Linked DNA regions of Homo sapiens: region 2 is linked to region 1. Evidence: chromatin contacts called from ENCODE Hi-C or POLR2A ChIA-PET data. All regions are on one chromosome and are shown on one strand. The core of a region is the stretch at or near the end of the contact, and the rest is flanking DNA. Distances in the headings are between cores, read along the strand shown.

The links. A loop is a pair of places that touch in the nucleus more often than their neighbours do. ChIA-PET counts read pairs that join two places held with the same protein, here RNA polymerase II (POLR2A). Pooled maps may share reads with other maps.
Region 2: a pooled map shows a loop between it and region 1 (2.3-fold over the local background). The contact joins the promoter of CCDC121 here to the enhancer-like site in region 1. A Hi-C loop is called at or near these places in 1 of 37 single-sample maps with no recorded cell type and 7 of 50 pooled maps. POLR2A ChIA-PET finds 5 or more read pairs at or near these places in 1 of 52 experiments (MCF 10A).

What each region holds. Positions count from the first base shown.
Region 1 is chr2:27,094,945-27,098,077 of GRCh38, forward strand. KHK (ketohexokinase) reads left to right here. Exons shown (of 8, transcript NM_006488.3): 4 at 1,785-1,857; 5 at 2,559-2,705. Among named protein-coding and RNA genes, the nearest start is that of KHK, 9.7 kb to the left of the region's middle. Within about 2 kb of position 1,412, at least 12 of the 41 ENCODE cell types and tissues checked have a DNase peak (open chromatin) inside an H3K27ac peak, as active enhancers do.
Region 2 is chr2:27,626,934-27,630,437 of GRCh38, forward strand. CCDC121 (coiled-coil domain containing 121) reads right to left here and starts at 2,079. Exons shown (of 2, transcript NM_024584.5): 1 at 2,017-2,079; 2 at 1-984. The coding sequence starts at 866. The coding sequence ends at 30. It overlaps GPN1 (GPN-loop GTPase 1), which reads left to right and starts at 2,117. Exons shown (of 14, transcript NM_007266.4): 1 at 2,117-2,236; 2 at 2,926-3,019. The coding sequence starts at 2,126. RefSeq lists a silencer at 1,049-1,343 and enhancers at 1,792-1,851, 1,912-2,221, 2,262-2,361.

The DNA.
Region 1 (3,133 bases), core at 162-2,661:
CGGGCCTCGCCCTGCTACAACCCACCAATCAGTTGGCTCAATCAGTTCCCTCACTCGCCACCATGGGCATCCCAACTGCCCCCCTCTGTGGCTTCTGTGTACCAGAAGTTGCTCCCCTGCCAAAATGTCCAGTGATTTCCTAATTGCTTTCAATTAGGGGAAAAGTGAGGTGGGAAGGGATGGGCTTTGCTGTGCCTGGTGACTTGGCCTTGGTCAACACCAAAGAAGGGCAGGCAGGCCTATATAAACTGTAATTTATTAAGTGATTCCTCCATAATTATTAAATCGTTAATCAGCAGCTTGGCTGTGGGTGCGGGGAAACTGTTCTCAGGACAGAAGGGTGGGAGATGGGATTCAACCCTTCTTAAGAAGGGCTGTGGGGGGGTGCCCACTGGGATTTCCAAAGTCAGCCCCAGAGTTGCCAGCCTGCAGCATGGCACCAAGGAGCTGGGGTTTGGGTGTGTAAAAGAGATCAGCCCCCCAAAGTTTCCAGCATGATGAAGCCAGGCCACACACCATTCACAGCCATTGCTGAAGGAGGGGAAAGGAAACATGGGGTCAGCAGATCAGGGTCATCTAACATGGTGCTGACCTGGGGGAAGGGGCTATCCCTCCCTTCAGGGTCCCAGGCCACTCAAGAGAGGCCCCATGGGCCTAGACACTTCTTATCCCTTGCAGACTCCCTCCTGCAGGATTTTAGAGGTTTAGTGTACTAAGAACCTAGTACGTGCCAGGTACTGTTATGGCTGAGAGGGCCCAAGCCCAGCAGCCCTCAGGTTCAGGCTGTTCCTACGGCCCAGCCTGACTGCCGGACCTGGAGGAGGGGCAGCCATCCCTGGGCTTCATATGTGCAGTGAGTGTGAGTAGGCAGGCATATGTGCTACAGGTGACCTTCGCATTGGGCAATCCTAGTCAAATGCTTGTTAAGCAACAATCCGTAGTAACCCTGATCAAGGACACAACATAGCTATTTACAGGAGAGGAGCTCTGAGGAGAAATGTTTCTTGCCCACTGGCCTCAGTCCAGGCACATTCACACACATTACCTGCAACTGCAGCAGGCTGCAAGGGGGCTGGGGGTTTCAGCCCCATTTATCAATGTGGAAGTTGCCTCCCAAAGGCCCGGGCAGATCACACAGCTATAGTTAAGTGGAAGGACTCGGCTACAGAACGTGGAGCGGGGACTTTGGCTGAGTTGAGGTCTCTGGCTCAGGAGGGTCAAGGCAGACCTCTATCGGGAGTCCCCTTTCCTAAACCGGCCAAACACAAACTCTTCCTCAAGTGCTACCTTGACCTCAGGGTTGCAACGGGGAGCTATTAAACGCAGGACAGGGGTGCCATAGGTAAACCCCAACGCTGGGGCGCCAGAAGTGAGGGGGACCAGACAGCCCAGGCAGGGGGTCGCGGGCTTTATACTTTCCCAGGGCTCTGCCTGTGGGAGCCGTGTGCTGCTGCAAGGGATTCTGGGAAGTGTAGGCTTGGCGCTCTCAGTGCATTCTGGGAGATGCAGTCTCCAAGGCACACAGACCTTGCCAGTTGACATGTGTTGCAGTTCAGTTTACCGAGATAATTTAATCACAACCTCAAACTCAGGAAAGGGCACCCCAGCAGACTGTAACAGGGACAACCCTGGAGCTGAGCCTGAGAATCCTGTGCTGTGGATCCAGCTTCCTGTCATGCTGCCAGCAGTGCAGGCACAGGGTCCACAGCTGCCAGTTAGAGATCCTGGCTCTGCCTGACCCCATCATGCTCCTTCTTCTCTGTCTTTTCCATCCTGTGACCTAGGAGCCTGCCAGATGTGTCTGCTACAGACTTTGAGAAGGTTGATCTGACCCAGTTCAAGTGGATCCACATTGAGGTAAGCCCTGCCTTACCTGTGTTTCAAGGGGCTCAACCTGCCAGCCTCCTCCACATGTTCTGCCTCCTTGGTTTCTTTGAATCATGAAGTACCTTAGAGATAAATGAACCCAACCCCCTCATTCTCTCTCCATCTTTCCTTATGTCTTCAGGTGAGAAAACTAAGGCCCAGAAAGATTAGATGACTTACTCAAGGTCACACAGCAGAACGTAAGCACAGCTGGCTCCAGGCAAAGTCCTGTGCTTTCTGTGCTACGGGCTGCCCCATTGCCTCCAACTCTGCCTCTGGCGGATGTCTGACTGCTTAGGGCCTGACCCATTACCTCTGGGGAAGCAGGAAGGACAGGGCCTGACTCAGCTCCCAAATAAAGGGAACTAGAGCCTTTACTCCAAGAGAGGTTTTGGAGTCTGGGTGGAAGGAAATCCTGAGAAGTCCTGAGTTCTAGCTCCATCATTTAACCTATGGTAGGTCTTTCACAGTATCTTTTATTCTTTAGTCTTCTCATCTGTGGAATGGAGTAGCTGGTTGATAAGGTCTTCAAAGTCCACGACAGCTCTGAATGTTGTAATTTAGGATGGGGTTCTAGCCCAGCCTCCCCGAGGCCCTCTCCCTCCTCACCCAGAGTTTCAGCGGGGCAGGAAGAATGAGGCAGATTGGCCAGGCAGTGCCCAGCGGTCCTGAGCTGCCCTGTCCTGTACCAGGGCCGGAACGCATCGGAGCAGGTGAAGATGCTGCAGCGGATAGACGCACACAACACCAGGCAGCCTCCAGAGCAGAAGATCCGGGTGTCCGTGGAGGTGGAGAAGCCACGAGAGGAGCTCTTCCAGCTGTTTGGCTACGGAGACGTGGTGGGTGCCCCATTCAGCCTCTCTTTGCCACTTCCAGCTAATTTGGTTCTTAAAGGGAGCCAGAATCCTTTTATCCTGCCTACCACAATTGGAATAGTGGTTCCTGGTTTGGTGGTGTTTGAAGATGGGGGATGGGGGTTAAAGCAAAGAAGTAGACCCCTAGCCTTGGGCTCCAGTGCAGGCCTCAGCAGTGAGCAAGGAGTAGAATGTCTCCACCCCAGGTGGGTGCATAGGTGTAAGAATGCCCAGAGGGCTTGGGTAGGGCTTAAACAGCCACAGGGCAAGCCTGTGTGGAAGCATCTCCTCTCTGGGGCTCCCCAGTCTTTTCCTCTGCAGAATGAGGGCACACAACTGTTCTCTGAGGTTTCTTCCAACTCAGGGGTGTCTGGCAGGTTGTGGGGGCTGCTAGGGTGAGGGAAGGGTGGGAA
Region 2 (3,504 bases), core at 829-3,328, 530 kb after region 1:
TTCTTATTTAATCAGTGTTATTTTAGAAGTTACTTTGGATTAATCCTTGATTTGGTGCCTTGGGGAAGACTGGGTGTGGTCTTTGGAACATCCTGTCTATTTAGGCACTGATTATGACTTCCTTGCAGTCTCTGCCTCGCCTGGATTAAGGACTCCAGATACCACTGTTCCTGCTGCAGCTGCTGCTTCCTGTTTTCTAAGTGGCTTTGAGTAGCCGTTAGTTTCTGGGCTTGCTCAATTAGCTGCAGTAATTCCTTCTTGAACTGCTGGTTCTCTCTGTTGATGCCACAGGAGTATTCAAAAATAAACCGCTTTGCTGCCAACTTCAAGGCCTGGGCCTTCATATTAAGCTCTCTTCTTTTTCTCTTTCCCAGTAGCCTCCTGTCTGGCTCGCTCAGTTGTTTCTCCAGTAATCTTTTCTCCTGGAGGAGCTGGGCCTGTACTTCCCGTGTCTTTGAAGCTGTCTCAGCTTGGACTTTCTTTGTCTCCTCCTGTAATGTCTGTATTTCTTTCTCCTGCTTTTCCTTTAATATAGCAATGTCCCTCATTGCCTGCAACTTCCGCTTCAAACTGGATTGGATATTTTCCTTTTGCAAGAGCGCTGTTTTAAGCACTGAAATTTGTTCTGCATATCTGGAGGCTGATTCTTGTCTTCTTCGTTCAATCTCTCCACTTTTTTGTAAATAGCTGTTCCATACCTTCTCAGGTTGCTCTGTGTACTCTTCAGTTTTGTTAGTCAGGTATTCCAGAAAGAATCTGTTTTCAGCCTGGACAAGTAACTTTTCTCGGTGTAGCTCCCTGGATTCCTCCAGTAGCTGTTTCCGCTGGGTTTGAGCTTGTTTTATATGCTTGTTCAGATCCGTCATTTCCGCCACTATCTTTTCTTTAAGCCTTGTCTCTACCTTTGTTAGCTTCTCTGGCTTGACAAAATTATTTATTAGACTATGATACGGTGGAAGGAGCCTTCTGGGGCCCTCAGCAAACCTGAAAGAACAAACGAGACATTCCTCTGTCAGTTAATGAAACTTTAGGAAGTAAGTGCACAACTGTCCTTCATTCATACAAGAGAATATTTCTGAGCACCAGAATGTTCCAGACATTATGCAAGGTGTGGGGAATCCAGCTAGTGGTAAAGGATGAGGAATGTAGCTCGTCATTTACAACGTGCATTCACTACAACCCTGGGAGGTATTACCTCAGTTTTAAAAAAGGAGAAAACAGGTTCAGAGAGTTTAAGTGACTTGCCCATGACTCACACCACTAGCAAGTGGCAGAGCCTGGGTATTAAAGCCAGATCTTATGACTTACTGAACACTGTTTGCAGCTACAAAGGGTCACAGAAACAGACTGGGTGGTCAGGAGTAGAAATAATTTTCTAGGCTCTTTCATCATCTTTCCTGAGTTTCTGAGGGACCTTCAGTGACTGGAGGGGAGGAAGCTCCCCTCCAGTACCTACTTGCACCTGGAATCCAAGCATTCATCCTGAAGGTCACGGCAACTGTGTAGTTCACTGAGGGTGACTGCCAAGGAATGAGCGCTAGCATCAGGAACCTGCGTCTGCAACTCGCGGGAACAATGTGCAAGTGTGGAAAGCTCCCGTAGTTTATTCGTTCGGTGCTCAAAGGGTCTCGGTGCTGCCCAGCAACCCTGGAGACTGCACCCTGCTCCAGTCCCGGCTGGTCCAGCCCTGAACTGTTTAACCGCCTCGGCTACCGAATAAGCCCGAGCAGCCGGTCCTCCAGTGGCTCCGCTCCCCGTTCTCTGTGGGCTCAAAATGACAGGCATGCTCCTCGTTTTCTTGCTGTGTGAGCCCTGCCCTCGGGACCCCATCTCTTCTGGCCTTCCTCCGGGAGACAAAAGCCCTCCCAGGCTGCAGAGATCAGCGCCCTTTTCCTAGCTCCCTTCAGCCTTCCTCTCGCTTGCTCAGCGCCCCCACTTCCTCGCCACTGTCACTAGTTGACTCATCAGCCCTGCCCGACGCTAAGAAGATGCCCTGGCAACCGCCGCGCCCCTCACCCGCTCCTTTCTGACGCTGTGGTGGTTTTCGTTCGCAGCCCAGAACATTGCGGAAGTTTCTCTACCCATGCGGTGTCTCTATGGTCGGGTGGGTGGGGCCAGGAGGAAGATGGCGGCGTCCGCAGCTGCCGCTGAGCTCCAGGCTTCTGGGGGTCCGCGGCACCCAGTGTGTCTGTTGGTGTTGGGAATGGCGGGATCCGGGAAAACCACTTTTGTACAGGTGACGTACACAGCATGGGTGTAGTAGGGGAGCGCAAAAGGTTGCCTCCGGCAGGCGGAAGGCCAGGAAGAAAGGGAGGGAAGAGGATTTGGAGGGTACCGGCGCATGGCTTTCGGGGGCTTCCCATCAACTTTAGTTCCTTCCCCGGCAAAGCCTCCTCGGGCCCTAGCCAGGTTAATTAAGGCTCTCTTCTGCGCACCTTCAGGGCATACTCGGTCCAGCTTACCACGTTGTACAGGAATTGTCTTGCTGATAAAATTGCGTTTCTCGGAGGCAAGTTACAAGTAACTTTAAAGATTAATACAGTGCTAGCACACAGGTTTTGGTGAAGATTTGCCAAATATTTCTTGCACGCCTGTCATGTTCCATTCACTGGGGATATAGCGAAAATGAGGTTGACAAGATTCATTCGTGGGGCCAAATATTTAATGGAGGAGATAGAGAAAACCCACATACGAAGAATCAAAACAAGTAAACAAGTGACTACGAGTAGGGGAAGCTTTGTTAGATGGGTGATGAAGAAAGGTAGCATTTGAACTGAGAGTTGTATCTTGGAGGTGGACATGGTGGATATTTCAGGTAGAAGAAAATCTAAGTGCAATATTCTTAAGGCATGGGTGTTAAAGGAATGGAAGTTCTCTCTTGTCCCCTCTTTGTCTCCTTCCAACCCTCTCCCCATATCTCTGCAGAGGCTCACAGGACACCTGCATGCCCAAGGCACTCCACCGTATGTGATCAACCTGGATCCAGCAGTACATGAAGTTCCCTTTCCTGCCAATATTGGTGAGTAAACCAGTAACATAACTTGTGTGCAGTGCTTTAAAGAGAATGGAAAAGGCCAGGCGTGGTGGCTCACGGCTGTAATCTCAGCACTTTGGGAGGCCGAGGCAGGTAGATCACGAGGTCAGGAGTTCAAGACCAGCCTGGCCAAGATGGTGAAACTCCATCTCTACTAAAAATACAAAAAATTAGCCAGGCACGGTGGCAGGCACCTGTAATTCCAGCTACTCGGGAGGCTGAGGCAGGAGAGTTGCTTGAACCCGGGTGGCAGAGGTTGCAGTGAGCCAAGATCGTGCCACTGCACTCCAGCCTGGTCAATAGAGTGAGACTCTGTAAAGCCTCCAGCCTGCCAGTCTTCAGTGCCTTCTTTTTTCATGTTTTCTAAACTATCTACTTTCATTTCCTTTGGATTTGCTTGCATTCCTAAACAGCTTAGGTTTTTTTTTTTTTTTTTTTTTTTTTAGACAGAGTCTCTGTCACCCAGGCCA